Regions from separate parts of the Homo sapiens genome. Here region 2 is linked to region 1. The links are chromatin loops, found by intact Hi-C in ENCODE. Cell type or tissue: heart right ventricle. All regions are shown on one strand. Each heading gives the region's core, and the rest is flanking DNA. Links, peaks and the distances in the headings are about the cores only. Region 1 overlaps CHRM2 (cholinergic receptor muscarinic 2). Region 2 overlaps LOC349160 (a long non-coding RNA gene).

Evidence for each region. A loop is a pair of places that touch in the nucleus more often than their neighbours do. Peaks named below come from ENCODE experiments on the same cell type or tissue, not always from the same donor. Only the 100,000 strongest peaks of a DNase experiment are listed, where the experiment ranks them.
Region 2: it touches region 1 in a loop (2.6-fold over the local background); 4 of 110 quality-filtered maps call a loop at or near these places.

What each region holds. Positions count from the first base shown.
Region 1 is chr7:136,881,895-136,890,244 of GRCh38, reverse strand. All of the region lies in intron 2 of CHRM2 (cholinergic receptor muscarinic 2), which reads right to left. Among named protein-coding and RNA genes, the nearest start is that of MIR490, 17 kb to the left of the region's middle. In heart right ventricle, for the core only: no CTCF peak of the experiment used is centred there; no DNase peak of the experiment used is centred there; H3K27ac peaks cover 4,359 bases.
Region 2 is chr7:137,141,272-137,149,621 of GRCh38, reverse strand. All of the region lies in intron 1 of LOC349160 (a long non-coding RNA gene), which reads left to right. Among named protein-coding and RNA genes, the nearest start is that of PTN, 200 kb to the left of the region's middle. In heart right ventricle, for the core only: no CTCF peak of the experiment used is centred there; no DNase peak of the experiment used is centred there.

The DNA of each region.
Region 1 (8,350 bases), core at 254-8,253:
GATTACATTTTAGTTACCTTCAGGATACAAGTCACAACTGTCAGAAATCATATTTAAGTGCAAACTACTAGACATTTCTTAACTCTTCCCAAGATTAGAAATGTATTGTCTCAGTTTTGAAGCAGCTGTCTTGATAATTTGGCAATAACCTTGACATAGGATCCCAGGTTAGAAAAAAATATATGTAGGATAATTAATTGTAAAGTTCATGCTGGAGATGGATAGAAAATAATAACAGCTGAATGTGGTAAGGTGTGCTATAGCAGGGAGAAGTCTATTCCTCCCTGGAAAATCCTAGTCAACAGAGGAGGCAGCTGAGGTCGCCTGTCTGTGCTTTATATTTGTGAAATATCTCTGAGTCCAACAGGAATAACTAAGTCTAACGAATTTAAACATAATTTTAAAATATACTCAACATAGAGAAAAAAACAACATTCCCGCAACAGTCCGCAATAGCTAAACAAACCAAATGAATAGAGTTGGAGGTTCTATCTGAATCTAAATCATTGCAAATAGTGATTATCATTTTAGTACACCGCATATGTATAGCATTTATGTGTTTACAAAATGTTTCCAAATTTATTTCTTTTTATTCTTGAGTAATTTTTCAAAGTAATTGCAGGCATTGGTATTACACATTTTAGAAATGAAGAAACCTCAGGATTGGGTTATGTCCTGAGAATCACCCTTTGTGGAAAGGTGTGGTGCATCTGAGTTGGAAAAGTTGATTTGTGTCCTGGTTCTGTCTTATACTTTCAGTTAAGATTGGGAAACCCTTAAATACTTTTGTTCCTCATTTGGATATCAGTAATAATGCCCACCTCACCCAGATTGTAGAGGGATCAATAGATGAAAAAAATGTGAAAGCAGTAAATGTTAACCAGTATAAAGGGATTGTTCTCTTCCTTAGCTCAAGAGGAGCTCAAAGTCAAATGACCCTTACATAAGAAGTGGTTCCCCCAGTGCTCTTAGAGCCACTCACCAAGCACCAGCCATCCAGTGAAGGCTGAGCAAGCAACCTCACAATGCCAGCCCTTCTCTCAGAAATCACCTATCCACCAATACTGAATTTTGCACCAACACTCAAGAACAATAATTCTGGAAGAAATGGAGACAGTACAAATTGAGCTACATGATTGATAGAAAAGTTCTTTTTTGAAATGGTAATTACTTTTTTTTTTTTTTTTTTTTTTTTTTGAGATGTAGTCTCGCTCTGTCGCCCAGGCTGGAGTGCAGTGGCGCGATCTCGGCTCACTGCAAGCTCCGCCTCCCGGGTTCATGCCATTCTCCTGCCTCAGCCTCCCAAGAAGCTGGGACTACAGGTGCCCGCCACCACGCCCGGCTAATTTTTTTGTATTTTTTAGTAGAGAAGGGGTTTCACCGTGTTAGCCAGGATGGTCTCGATCTCCTGACTTCGTGATCCGCCTGCCTTGGCCTCCCAAAGTGCTGGGATTACAGGCGTGATTGAATTGGTAATTACTTTTAATTGGAACAAGCACGCCAATATTCTTTTTGCAGTTCCTGACTCGTTTTATTAACAAGAATAACTCTTCTTAGGGTTTCCCACTGAAAGACATAAAATAGATCATCCTCCATGTTAAATTAAGGGGAATCATGAGGCACAGGGCTCATCAACACACAGCCTGAGCTGAAAATGCCAATCCCTCATTTCTTAAACTCACTCCCCACCACAGAGACCTTTTGCCCAACAGGGTGAATGCTGATGATTGGTGTGACTTGAAAAATGTTATTCCTATTCACATATGTAATTCCTTTCTGAAAACCTGCTAAAATATTTCTCGCTGAATTCTCACAGCTTCCAACAACAACAGGTCAACTGCTTCCCATAGGCTGAAGCAAGGATTAAATCAGAAAGGTGCTTAGAAGTATGGTATCTCTCCTTTCCCCAGCGCAGCAATGGGCAGGGACATGTACGTTTAGCAGACATCACAGGGAAGAGGGGAATTTGGCTCCTATCTATTTTAAGACAATAAGGCCTTTCTTAGGTTTCATGATAGGGGTCCATGGACTAAGCTACGACTCGATGGGCATGGCAGCTCCCAGGTAAAATTCTCCTGCTTAAATATTGCAGGGCAAAGTAACACATCTGGCAGAGCCAGGGGAAAGAAGCAAAAAGAATGGGAATTGTTAATTCAGCCCTGAGGAAAGTGGAGTCTGTCAGGAAATCCCAGAGAGCTCCCCTCAGGGCTCACAGGAGAAAGCTGATGTTCAACCCTCAGGATTTGAAAATCCTAGAGAGAGTTTTCCTCCAGTTCTGCCTTCCCAAAGATTCCCGAGCTGAGGTTTTCTCGGTAATCAAAGGTAGCCATCAAAGTGCCTCCCAGGAGAGAGAACTTTTTCTCTTCACATCTGTTTCTTCAAATGTAAAATGGGGACACATTTGATCACAAGACATTTTCAAGTAAAATTTAAAAAATATATAAAACCCTAAGTTTCCCAAAAGGGGGAACTGCTTCACAGAGATCCAGCAGCAGAAATTTCTTTATCTCCTTTTCTGAGAGAACGCTTGGTTTCCTTAGGAGGGAGATGGAATAATTCTTCTGAGGCATGGTCAGTGAGGTTTTGAGTTTCACAATGAATTATCTGTTCTTTGAGGGTGAGTTGATTCAAGAGACAAGTTTAGACTCATCACTCTTAACTCACTTCTCTGGAGAATTAATTGTGGGTGAGGTGCCAGTTAACTTTTGTCAGACACTCAGGGTATTTCAGGCAATGGCACAGTGAGATTTCATCCTTATCACTGTAAGGAAGGATGAAAAACCCAAGAGTATAAGAGTTGGGCCATCTGGATTCTCATTCAAGCTGTGTCACCTTGGACAAGTCACCAGAGATTGACAATTCTAAATTTCCTCAATGTGTTGTTACTATCCTGTGGGATTTTTTTTTTGTGAAAAGCGAATAAGGTGATGGATACATTAATCCTTTGCAAATTGTAAAGGTTTTTTAAGCAAAGCATTTTTAAAATACATTTTATTGTGTATATTTAAGATATACAACATGATGTTATAAGATATATACATATAATAAAATGGTTAGTATAGTAGAATAAATTAACATAGCCATCATCTCACAGAGTTATGCAGTCTCACTGCCCCTATGGCAAGAGCAGCTATAATCTACTCATAAAAAGCCTGAATACAATACACTGTTAATAACCATAGTCCTCATGCTGTACATTAGATCTTTTGACTTGTTCAACTACATATTTGCTACATTGTATCCTTTGGCCTACATCTTACAGAAAGATGAAGTGGTGGACATACATTCTGAAACCCCAACTGAGACACCTAATCCACTAGGTATGTTTGAGGCATGATGGGCTATAGAATTATTATTTTCTTTTTTCTTTTTGAGACAGGGTCTCACTCTGTTGCTCAGGGTAGTGTGCAGTGGTGCAATCACAGCTCACTGCAGCCTCGACCTGCTGGGGGCTCAAATGATCCTCCCCCTCAGCCTCCCAGGTAGCTAGGACTACAAGTGTGCACCACCACACCTGGCTAGATTTTTTTTTTGTATTTTTTGTAGAGAAGAGTTTTCCTATGTTGCCCAGACTGGTCTTGAACTCCTGGGCTTAAATACTCCACCTGCCTTGGCCTCCCAAAGTGCTGGGATTACAGACATGAGCCACTGTGCCTGGCTCAGAATTTTTCAATTAGAACCGCTACATAAAATCAAGTTTCCTAAATCCATACCAGATGATGTCCAGGCACTGTGTTTCACACACCTTGCCTTAGATCGACAAGAAATTACACTTTGAAGTACACTAGTGGCAAGAATCTGAGTCTTCTTCTCAAAGAGGAGTCAGAAAGCAATGGTGTAAATTTTTGGCTTCTTTCAGTGCTTTGGGTACTTGCTTTACTGTACACATATGAATGAGCCTACTGTTTACCCAAAGCCCAGACCATTTGAAGTTATGAATGGGGAGAAGTCACATAAAACTAGAGAACTATCACTCGGTGTTTTCATGGACCCACTTCCTTACCACAAGGTACTATGATTTTGGCAGACATCATAAGCTAGATGTTGCCATTTGACCAATCTAACAATCTACCTGTGATTCTACCCAGATTTTTTACTACCTTTTTAGGTAAATGTCAAATGAAATAGGATGGTGTAGGGCATATGATTTAAACATAAAATGTTTCCCTTCGATGACAGATTTTGCTCATGCTAGCCAACAGGATAGGTATAGACCTTTGGATGCCATACTGACTCTTTCATAGTCTGGCCTAATCTATGTTTCAGCCTTCCTTTCCATTTCCCCAAAACCACCCTAGGCTGTAGCTACTGAGAATAACGTACGGGACTCTGAATGTTCCATTCCTATGTGTTGGTACATGCTCTACCCTCTTCTGCTAAGTTCTTCCTCTTCCCCCCTCAATCCAGTAAGACCCCATTGACTCTCTAGTGCTTTATTAAACCAAGATCCAGCTGGGTTAGTCTAATTTTTCCCTGTGATTCAAGGAGTTTTAATGTCTCTGATTTATCACCTGTGTATTGTATATCATTGTTTTTTCCTCATCTAATCTCTCAGGACAGACTGTAAAGGCTAGAATTATGATGAATCACCTTTGTATCCTAGATGTCTAGTATAGTACCTGTATGTAACTAAGTCTGCAGAAATAAATGTTGAAGAATAAATAAATAACCATTTCTAGTGCATTAATATCTGTCACTTATAAAGCACTTACACGATCTTGGTATACAACTGACTGAATACTGCAGGGGGACAGAAATGTAAGTTTAAAAAGCAGAATAATAAGATGAAAATGTTACTGATATGAATGATGGATATTTCTCAGTTTTAAATATGGACAATGTCCTCTTTATGTGGCTATACAGATGATACCCCTGAAATTTAAATTACTTTTTAGGAGATGGAGTTGAAGGGAGTATGTGAGACCTGCTCACTTTTGCAAGCAAGCTATTCTCCAACTCTCTTTGGAATCTTTGGGGTTGTCACAGACCAGGAAACGAGGAAATTTTTGACTTCCTATTTGTTTCTCTCTTTGGTCCATTGCTAAGGAGGGATGATAAACTGTCACAGAATTGCCATCCCTGTCCAAATTATTTTTCCTTTGGGTCTCTATGAAGATGAATAAAACATTTTCTAAAAAGATTGAAGCAAGTTAGCTTTCAGCTTTATCAAATACAGTTTCTCTTACAAAGTTTCATCTGTCTTCTGATGGATTACTGGTACCAACTAGTAGCATCAGCTCATCTGTAAGCTTGGGGAGCTCACACCAGGAAAGACACAAAACCAACAACCAAACAAACAGAAAAACTGATTTTCTGTGATTCATTAAAATGTTTTCATTGTAAGTTTTGATCTTCACTGAGTGTGGAATTCTCTTAGGAAGTAAAGATGAGCTGCTTTATTGTCTGGCAAAATATCTGTTTGATTTTGCCACTGAGTAGCCCCTAAAGAGAATACAGTATTTACAAACAAGGCTTCTGGCATGTTCTCCTATACTTCCCTGTCCTCTCACAGTTCCAAACGCCTCTTAAAATAGCTTTGCAAGTGCCTTCCCAACATTCCCCAGGAGGACATCACATTCCCAGTGTAAGTGACAGTGGTCTGGGAGCACATTCTATCACCTAATTGTGAATTTCTCTGGACTATGAAATGCTCAGTGTCTCAGAAAACACCAGTTCCTCAACTCACCACCAATTGCTTCTCCTCTCCACTTTCCCCTGATAAAAAAACAAAGCAAAAAAGACAACCAAAAAAAAAAAAAGGCATTTCATTTTGAAAACATTTGTGGCAAAGCTGATTACATTTATGGTTATCAAGCCTTTAGGATGAAGTAATCTGCTATTTGGAAGAAAAACACTTTGACAGAATTAGGAGAGATGACATCAAAATACAGCTTTCTAATTTGTCTTTTTTTCTTACTCTAAAGACATTGCACAGACAATTTTTGCAAATTTGGCACTCAACGTGACAACAGTTTCCTAATGACCTTATGAATTGGGGAAGCAAAAGAAAGAAGCAGATTTTGATGTCGTTTTATAAAAGAGTTCATCCATCATACTTTCTTCAGCTTTTGAAGTTGTCATACATCTCCAGGGAACAAACTCATTGTGTAATTAATTTTTAACTATTCTCAATCATGTAAAGTTGCAAGATTAAGTTGATATATTTTTATGAGCATCACCATTATTTTTTAAAAATACATTACTCCAAGTAGATACTGCAATGATTAATGAAAACCCTAATCATTTACAGGCAATTCAGTAGGAAAAATGACTAGATTATATTTCCAGAATATCTGGAAAGCAAGAAAGTAGATGCTTTCAAGATTAGAGTAACTCATTGAACCAGGACTGATTCTCAGCAGGGACCCAAAGAACAATACAATGGCCAACACATGTTCTGATAGGTTGGCGTCATTTCATACCTGTCATTAAAGTTTTGACAGTCGCTCATGTTTGAATCCAGCCTTTCCAACAAAATCTTACCACTAAATTGTAAGATCCCTTTGTAAAACATCAGGGAAACAGAAGAGGAGAGGTGAAAAACAGAATCAAAAGTCCCACACAAACCAGAAAGAATAACAAAGAAAGAGTTTTTATAGCCTCATATCTTTCTTAGAAGGAATACAAGTCTAAGATTGAAAATAATCATGTGGAACCTTCCATAGAAGTATTCATTGTAGGTTGATGAAACTGATAATGGGTTGTCAAGGTGTTCAGACTCAAAGTCTTGTTTCTGTCACCTCTGATCACTGTCACCCACATAATAAGCTACGACTGTTTTTACCCTTAGTAAGTCTCCTCACTATAAAATAAAGGCATCAGACTAGATGATGTTGGACACCCCACTAAATCTTTAAATTCATGAAGGTGAAGATATTAAGGGTAAACTAACAATGACACAACTGTCTCCAAACTGAATATACTTATCCACTACTTTGTACTGCCTGAAACTGTAGTACCCTTTGGGAGACACCGGAGGCTGAAGACAGGGAAAGATGCCAAAACCTTCTCTTTCTAAGCTCCCTAGAAGGTGGTAAAAACAAGTGGAAGATCCCCACTGCTAGGGAGCTTAGGTCCACTGTAACTGTTAAGGCAGAAGTAGTGCTATTAGGAGGGAACGCTAAGCCCTACGTAAGAGAGCAGATGAAAGTGGGCACCTAAGTGTAGTACTTCTCCTTCCTCTTTTGAGTAAGGCTAAGGCTATTGCATGGCAAATTATCCAGAATGTTACTTAGTTTCATGAGGTATATTATTCTTCATCTTTGTTCATTTATCTTTTACATTGGGTCAAGTAAAAAGAGGAAACTGTACTAAATCCATCCCTAATATGGAAAAAATATACTGTTTAAATCATATGCAATGTTTAGCTGGCTAAAATTTCTTTTAACATATATAATATGCATAAACAAAAAAGTCTGGTCTCTTTAAAAGTTCATGTGTTTCAGATTAATTAGATTCAGCTTAAACAAAATAATATTACTATATACCTATAAGCATGGCCTAGAGGAAATTTTGCTCAGGCTTAGATAAAATATTGGTTTCGAAAGTGGAAACATTTATCAGAAAGGAAGTTTTATTTTCAAAGAAAAATTTTACCTAGAAAGAGTTTCTTTGAGCTATTTCAGAAAGGAATAACTCAGTATTATGAAACCAACAGAAGAAGCAGATTGGGGTAGTAGGAAACTTGGAACTCTTAGCAGACTACTAGCATAAAGTATCATTAAATAAACATTTATTGAGCTCTGCTATGTGCCAAGAATAGAGGCAGGCATCAAATTAAATGCTGAGAAGAAGGAGGGGGAAGGAGGAGGAGAAAGGAAGAGGAGAAGGAAGGTGAAGAGGGGGAGGAGGAGAAAGGGGAGAAGAAAGGGGAGGAGGAGGAAAGGAGGGAATACAAGTCCCATCCTTATGGAGCAGGTTTCTTTTAATGAAACCGGAGAATATCAAAAGAATTTTGTTGTATAAAGGAGTTGAATATAACGTATGAGTGTAAGAAAAACAGTAGGTCCATGTGAAGAGGTTAAATTGTCAAGTTAAATAAGTGGGTTCCATTAGCTTCCGTGTGTAAAGCCGGTGTCTAAATAGCTGGAGGGACTAGACCAATATTCAAACAGTATCAGTTTCCTAAAGGCAGAGGATAGAGAAAACACCTCAGAGGAGTACTAAATAACCTCTTAGGACTTCCCTTACTTCTCAAATAGGAACAAGAATACTCTGTCTGCTATTGGTAAAACAAAAAAGATTTATGGTGTTTCATTTAAAGGTTATTTAGGGGTCAGTATGGTCTTGTATAAAATGGTCTTTCAACTAGGTTTTCAGTTTTTTAACTTAGCTTCGTCATGGCCATGGC
Region 2 (8,350 bases), core at 98-8,097, 260 kb before region 1:
AGTACCTTTCTTGCTTGCTTTTTTTGTCTGTTTTTTTTTTTTTTAACTAAGACAATCTACTTGACAAAACAAACCATCATGAGAAGGAGGTTTTGACACTTTAAGCTTAGAATAAATTGAAGTGTGTCTATAAAAACATGAAATATTCTTTTTGAAAGTACCATATAAATGCTAGTGCCTATTGCTAATGAACAGAATTGAATGGTATTAAGAGAAAAGTTATTAAGCTTCAGTGATACTCCTTCATATTGTGTGTAACCACCACAGGTATTGCTTTCTTTTTTTAAGTCAATGATTTTGAGTTTCATTGTCTTTAAATAGTACTGGAGACTGCAAAATTCTAATTTTTGATGACTTCTTCTCCAGCATTTTTTATTCATGTTCAAACCTCCTGTTATAACATTACCTAGTGACAGAACTATTATGATTTCTAAGATTGTAGTTTATTTCATTTTATCTTGGTTTTGGTGCCTTAGTTTCCAAAGTAAATTATCTAAAAGACTTCACTCCAAGAAGTGTTACAGATGCTGTCATGCATTGTACTATGTGTCCATTTTGTTAGTTTCAAAGTCTGACTTCTCCTGACCTCATCCTAAGATTATGTGCTCTATTCCATTTACAGTCCCATAGTCCCATAACTGCTGGATGTAATGAGTATAATTCCAGCAATCTGGCAGTGCCACAGTAGAAAGCATTGATGGGTCTGAATTTGATTCATGAAGGCTCTAGAGACTGTTGTTTTGGCATTTTAAGATCAAAACACCTCTTAAGACAGATGATTCTTCCTTCTCTGAAATTGAGGGCAGAGTCTGGAATGGAATCAGTGAAGTTCAACATAAATGAAATGTAACACATTTTAATTAATAGTATTACCAGGCAAACTTTTTAAAGAGAGTAGCAAGACAAGTTCATAGAGCAATGCATTTTCCTTGTGTCTTTTTATCAAGTGTCGACCTCTGTGGTAGTGAGAATTCTAAAATGCACCCTAAATTCTCATCTGAACATACATGCCAGGTATAATCTTCTCGGTTTCACTGTTGTTGGGACCAATGAACATAACAGGATACCAGGTCATTGATTAGGCTATTAATCAGTTGGCTTTGAGCTAATCAAAAGGGAGATTGTCCTGGGTGGGCCTAACCTGATCAGGTAACCCTTTTAAAAGAAGGTCACACACTGGAATCTCTCTCCCACTCCTTTGGAAGAAAACAAATGTGGTGAACTGCCTCTGGTGAGCTCCATTTGGCTAAGACCTGAGGCAGCTTCTAGGACCTGAGGGCACTCCTTGGCTGACAGCAAGAAAACAGGGCTTCCGTCCTACAGCCACAAGAAATTGAATTCTGCCAGCAACATACCTGAGTTGGAAGAGCACCTTGAACTCCAGATGAAAATGCAGTCCTACCAACATGTCGATTTCAACCTTGTGAGGCCTTGAGCAGGGGACTCAGTTATGTGTGCCCTGCCTTCTGACCTACCAAAACTGTAAGATAATAGATGGGTGTTGTTATAAGCCAGTGAGTTTGGGCTAACTTTTTACACAGCAAGAGAAAACTAATGCAACCACTCTTCAGAAGTGGTCATTACAGACAAGGATATGTTGGTGTAAACTCAGGTTTCCTCAGGAAACAATATGTAGGGGCCCTTCAGAGAGAATCCACGGGAAGCCAATTCAGTGGAGTGGAACACAGCTTGTTAAGGATGCCCTGAGGAATTTGAACACAGATGCATTCTCTAGTTTGGCAAGGTGAGTCTCCCCTGAAGTGGAGCTTCTCATGCACGCAAAACTGGGAGAGGAACCATTTTCTTCCCACAATTTCTTGTGGGCTGCTCCTTTTGTAAAATACAATAAACATAAATGAATACAAAATATAAAACTTTTTTAAAAGGACATTCAAAATATAAACTCCAATTTTTTGTCATTCAACAGATACAGATTTACTCTGTGAAGTTGCCATGCCACATTCCAAATGCTTACTCTCCATGTTGGCACTTATCTCCTTTGAGACCAGTTACGAACAGCAGACCAACCCAATATGTGAATCGCATTCTAAGGAGCACTGCTTGGAGAGGCACCAAATTCCACCAATGCCCTCTCTGCTTCTATGCGTGGAATGTACATCTAGCATTCAGCAAAGATAACTTGCTATGTTCAGAGAGGACCATGCCTAATTATAGGTATTTTCTATTTTGGAGCTAGCTGGTCATTTTTTAGTTCAGTGTAGATACTCCCCACACTTGCAATCAAAAATATAAATGGTAGCTCCAACTCCACTTTTTAATAGCCATGTGATCCTATAAAGTTATTTATGCTTCCCAAACCTCCTTTTTTTCTTCTTTGTAAAATGGCAATAATATCAGTAACATATCTCTTATGGTTGTGAAGATTAATGAGGTAGCAGGTATGCATGTGTTTTGTAAGCTGTTAAGCACTTTATACATGCATGAATTAATAGTATTTCTATTCTTAGAGTTTCCCTCAATAACTCATTCCAGCATGCTCTGCACAGAGGTTGGGAAATGAGAAAAATCTGGCCATGCGCTCTAAACAACTTGATTTTACTAACAATTTCTGGGAATCACTGAGAACCGTGTGTGTGTAAATGGCAGATACTGAAAAGATCTCTTTGTTACATTAATAACAGGCTCCTCCGAAACTCTTGTTTATGTGTAGAATGTTTCTAATTAATAACATAAGCAGGAGTAATGGTCATTGAATTCCATCCTCTAATCATGGCCTCCATTCTGCAGCTATTCTCACGGGTATGTGAGGCAGGCAGTATTTGTATTCAAAGAACATCTGCAATACTCTGTCTAGTACCATCAGCAGGCATTGTGGCATCTTAACATTACAACTTCTAGAAATGGAACAGGGAGAGGAAGACAGCCACATCAGGCTTACAACAGGAATCCCAGCTCTGCCCGTCAGTAACAGGAATTTGCGTGGTCAGATTGCTCCGACAATGCATTCGTTTTAGACATAAATACAAAAACCATTTTAGATTATTACTCATAAGGTTAAAATTCTTCTCTGTGGTTACCTTCAACTTTTTACCTTTAAAAGAATCACTTTAAAGTAGATTTATTACATGATAGTCTGGTTTCACTTAGAGAATTAAAAGGCAGAGACAATATTATAACGTCTTAGCTGGTTTTTTTTTTTTTTTGCCACTGGATAGAAATTGAATTATGTCTTCAAATATATTTTCCAGTTTACTATCCCATTGCCTATTTCTTTTAATCTTTATGAGTGAACCTACAAAAACAAAATCCCTCAGAGAGGAGGCAAATCCCTGTGGCTAACACTCCATGAGTCACTTTGAATATTTGTTATGACCTCAGTATCATACTATATCCATGCCTTCTGTATTATCTAAACCTTGTCTTACAGAGTCATTAAGAAAATTGAGTATGTTTTGAGTGTGGGGGAGGCCTAGAAATAATATAATTTGTTTAATGAGAGAGAACATTCCTTAGACACAGTGGCTGCAATTTGTGAGACCTACAATTCATTAAACAGTCCAAGTGGGCACATTCTTGTGCAAAGACCAACGGAATGTTTCTTATTGGTCAGGACAGCTGAATTTCTGCTGCTGATAGTGACATCTTCCAGAATATATCTGCAAGGAAATGTCCTTCTAAATTACAACCTAGTAGCCAGTAAGTTCTGTAGTAAGACTAAATATAAACAGAATTCAGGAAAATGGTGAAATAGGAAAAAAATATTAATGATAAGAAAAAAGTGAGAGATGAAATTTTAAGGGTAAATTTCTGTGTATATTGTGTAGTGAGTGGGAAGAACGAAGAACCCAGAGATTCTCTAGATTCTCTCAGCTTCTCTGAACTCTATGTAGCTTTCTCAAATCAGAACTTCTCTTCCTGACCTAACTCAAATTATTTTATTTTGCTTAGAATTTCATTTCATTCAAGTGATAACTCTATTAAGAACAAATGGGACAATGATGACTAGAGATACAGTTCAACAAGCCCAGTTGGACAAGAGCTCTTAACTCTGTTGCCTAAAATACATTCATTGGAATCCTGGAATACTCTTTAAACACTATTGCTGTATTAATAATGATATTATAATCCAAGACATACTTCTAGCAAGCACTTTCTGTAAGTCTTAGAAAAGTCTTCTAAACAATACGTCTTGTCAATATGTGATTGCTGCTACTGTGAAATAAAGACTGGGCAGAGTGAGAAGCCAAGGATATGCAAAATTATAGCCACATTCTTATGTAGGCTACAACTCTAGTCTGCTATCCATGGAGCTGAATCACGGGATGAGAAAGGAGAAACCAGTAACAGGGCTTTTCAAGGTGATACCAAGAACACATCAAAATGGTAAGAAAAGCCAAAGCATAGATAGAAACAAGAATTTCAAGTAAGAAAGCTCTCTGGGGCTGGGCGTGATGGCTCACGGCTCTAATCCCAGCACTTTGGGAGGCCAAGGAGAGTGGATCACTTGAGGTCAGAAGTTCAAGACCATCTTGGCCAACATGGTGAAACCCTGTCTCTACTAAAAAAAAAAAAAAAAAAAAAAAAAATTAGCTGGCCATGGCGGCACATGCCTATAATCCCAGCTACTCAGGAGGCTACAAGAATCACTTGAACTGGGAAGGCAGAGGCTGCAGTGAGCTGAAATCGTGCCACTGTCCTCCAGCGTGGGTGACAGAGTGAGACTCTGTCTAAAAAAAAAAAAGGAAAGAAAGAAAAAAAAGAGAAAGAGAGAAAGATATCTGGTTTAGACGTAAATACCTTGAGAATTCAGCTAAAAATGTTATTTTAATTAAACTGTTCATTCTGATTCTCCTCCCTTCATTGCATCAATCTGTTTTCTGGTCCAAAGTATTGCAGGGCCAGAAGAGCAAGGCCTATGTGAGCACGGGCATATCAGAGGATCATTTGATTAAAGTTAGTGATTGTAGACAGAAACTTGGGGGTAATTATCTGCAAATAGATGCTTTGATCCAGACATACTTTTTCAAGTTTAAACCTTGTGAATGCTTCCTATTTCATTTTTGTTTTGATTCTGAAGATCCCAGTAATTCGCTGATGTATTAGTCCCAAATTCCTCTACCTTTGTTGACATTGCTCTCAAGTCTCTGACTCTTGGTTTGCAGTTATCTGCAACCCTTAATTGTCAGTTTTGTTCTGACCCTGGTTTTCTATCACCTGCTCTAATTTTCTTGTTTTTATTTTTTTGGTAGGCTGGGACTACATTCTTGACTCTTTTCATCTATGTTGCATTAAGAAGCCCAAATAGCTTCAGCTCTTTATGCTAACCTCTCTCTATTGTCTTACCTGGAACTGTATAAAAATATCAATAGCTTCTGCCAGCTTTTAGTTTCAGCAAGACTTCAGGTTCTGCCTGGGGACACTATAATGTAATAATAATAAGATATTCTTGTTAATAATTTTGGTGAGGCAGTGTAAATAAAGTGTATAAAACTCTCCAGGGGAAAAGCAAATTGTAATAACCCGGGGCATTTGTTTATTAAGTGGAAGAAATAAAATAATTAGGAGGAAAGATTTGACACATAAGTAGAAATGGGTTGTTATAATATTTTTGATACATAAAATTTATATCATTGTTAAAGGTCTGAAAACAAAATATGATGAATTGTTGGCAGGAAGATATCACTGAAGAAAATAGATTACAACACTTGGGAATAAGTTACATAGACACCATTTTTCTTGATGAAAGGAATAATTTGTCATGATTTGTGTTTTAAAATGGAGTAGTTTGTGTGTGGAGGAGGGGGTGAGAAGCCCCTTTCAATAAAAATTTATAGGTGATGTTCTGATAATGATTAGTAGCGTGCAAGGTAAAATAACATTCTACATGAGAGATTTTATAATGTAACTTTTCACCAGATTCACTGAAATATCATTTATATAAAACAAAATTTACTGATTTTAAGCACGCAGTTAGATGGATTTTGTAATGGAATACAGGCCTGTAATCAGATCCAAAGTCATTACGTAGAACTATTACTTGTAAGTTTTTCACACATGCCCTTTATTAAGTTACAGAAGTTCTCTTCTAATTCTAGTTTGCTGAAAGTTTAAAATTTTATTTTTAATTTTTTTCTGGGTACTCAGTAGCTTTATATATTTATGGAGTACATGAGATATTTTGGTAGAGGCATGCAATGTATAATAATCACATCATGGAAAACTGGCTATCCATCCCCTCAAGCATTTATCCTTTGTGTTACAAACAATCCAATTATACTCTTAGTTATTTTTAATGTACAATTAAATTATTACTTAATTTAATATGTTGTGTTATCAAATACTTAAGAAATGGATGTTGATTTGGTAGGCAGAGGCAGGAGGATAGTGTGAGCCCCAGAAGTTGAGACTTCAGTGAGCCGTGTTCATACTACTGCACTCCAGCCTGGGTGACAGAGTGAGACACTCTCTCAAAATAAACAACAACAACAACAACAACAACAAAAAAGAAATGGAAGTTGAATTTGGTCAAAAGTATTTCTGCATGGAAATTATTATATGTAACTTGGTTTTTTGTTTGTTTTTTTTGGCTTATTAATATGGTGATTTGCATTGACAGATCCTCTGATAAACCAGTATTGCATTCCCAGGATAAATTCCACTTGATCATGATGTATTGTCTTTTTAAAAATATGTCATTGAGCTCAATTTTCTCTAAGTTTCTTTAGATTTTTAGTATTTACACTCATGAGGGATATTGGTCTGTGCTTTTCCTGTAATATCTTAAACTAGTTTTAGAATCAGGGTAATGTTATTTTTATAGAATGAGTTGGAAAGTGATATGAATTGAACTTTTGTGTTCTCACAAAATTTATTTGTTTAAGTCCTAACTCCCAGTGTGATGGTGTTTAGAGATGGGGCTGTAGGGAGGTAATTAAGGTCAGAGTGAGGTCAGAAGGATTAGAACCCTCATGATAGGATTAGTGCCCTTATAAGAAAACACATGGGGGAATTTGCTTTCTTTCTTTCCCTTCCTCTCTGTGTGTCCAGAGGTCTTGTGGGCACACAGAGATGGCAACTACTTATGACTCAAGAGTACTCAGAATGAATCTTATATTACTCACATCTTAACCTTAGGCTATCTAGCCTTCAGAACTCTGAGAAATAAATTTCTGTTGTTTAAGCCATGCAGTCTTGGTATTTTATATGGCAATCAAAGCAGACTAAGGCAGGAAGCATTTCTTTCATTTAAATTTTCTTCAAGAGTTGGTGTATAATGGGTATTATTTATTTGAAATGTTTGGTTTTCTTCTCCAGTGAAGCTATCTGTATCTGGAGTTTTTCTTGTGAGAAGTTTTTTTTTTTTCCTACAAATCTAACTTAATAAATTGATATCAATATATTAACATTATTTATGTATTCAGTTATCAGTGAGCACTTATACTTTGTGACTTTCAAGAAATTTATTTGTTCATTTTATCTAGGTAACTGAATGTATGGTGTTAAGACTATAAAAATATATTTTCTTATCATTCTTTTAATGTCTGTAGACTCTTCAATGATGTCACTTCTAATTCATGATATTTCTAACTTATGTTTTCTCCCATTTTTTCCCTAGTAAGTATGACTGAATGTTTATCACATTTATTACTCATTCTAAGAACGAATTTTTGGCTTCATTTATTTTTTCTTTTGTCTTTTCTATTTTATTGATTGTCACTCCAGTACTTACTCTTTCCTTTCTACCACAAATTCGAGCTCTTCTTTTTCTAGTTTCTTAAAATAAAGGTGAAGTCATTAATTTGGTACCTTTATAGTATTTAATGCCCTAAATTCTCCTCTTATTAATAAGTACTGCTTTAGTGGCATCTTATAAATTTTGGTACATTGTATTTTAATTTTTATTTTGGTAAATATTTTTGACCCACTCTCAATTTCTTCTTTTATCTATGAATTATTTAGTTTCCAAAATTTGAGGATTTTTTAAATATTTGACTGTTATTGATTTCTAATTTAATTTTCTTGTTATCAGATGTCATTGTATACATTAACCCTTTAAACTTTATGGATAGAATATAGTCCATCTTTGTAAATGTTCTCTGTGCTTTCAGAAAGAATGTGTATTCTTCCGTTTCTGGTTCTGTGTGTTTTATAACTCAATTAGGTTAAGTCAGTTGGTAGCACTGTTCAAGTTCTGTAGATGCTTAATAATTTTCTGTGTGCATTTAATGTCAATTATAGGGGGATACTGAAATATCTGACAGTACTTCTAGATTTGTCTATTTCTTCCTGTTTGATCAGTTTTTTTGTTATATACTTTAAAGCTGCATTATCAGGTACACGAATATTTGAGATTGTGAGGTCCAATTCATAAAATTATACCTTTAACATT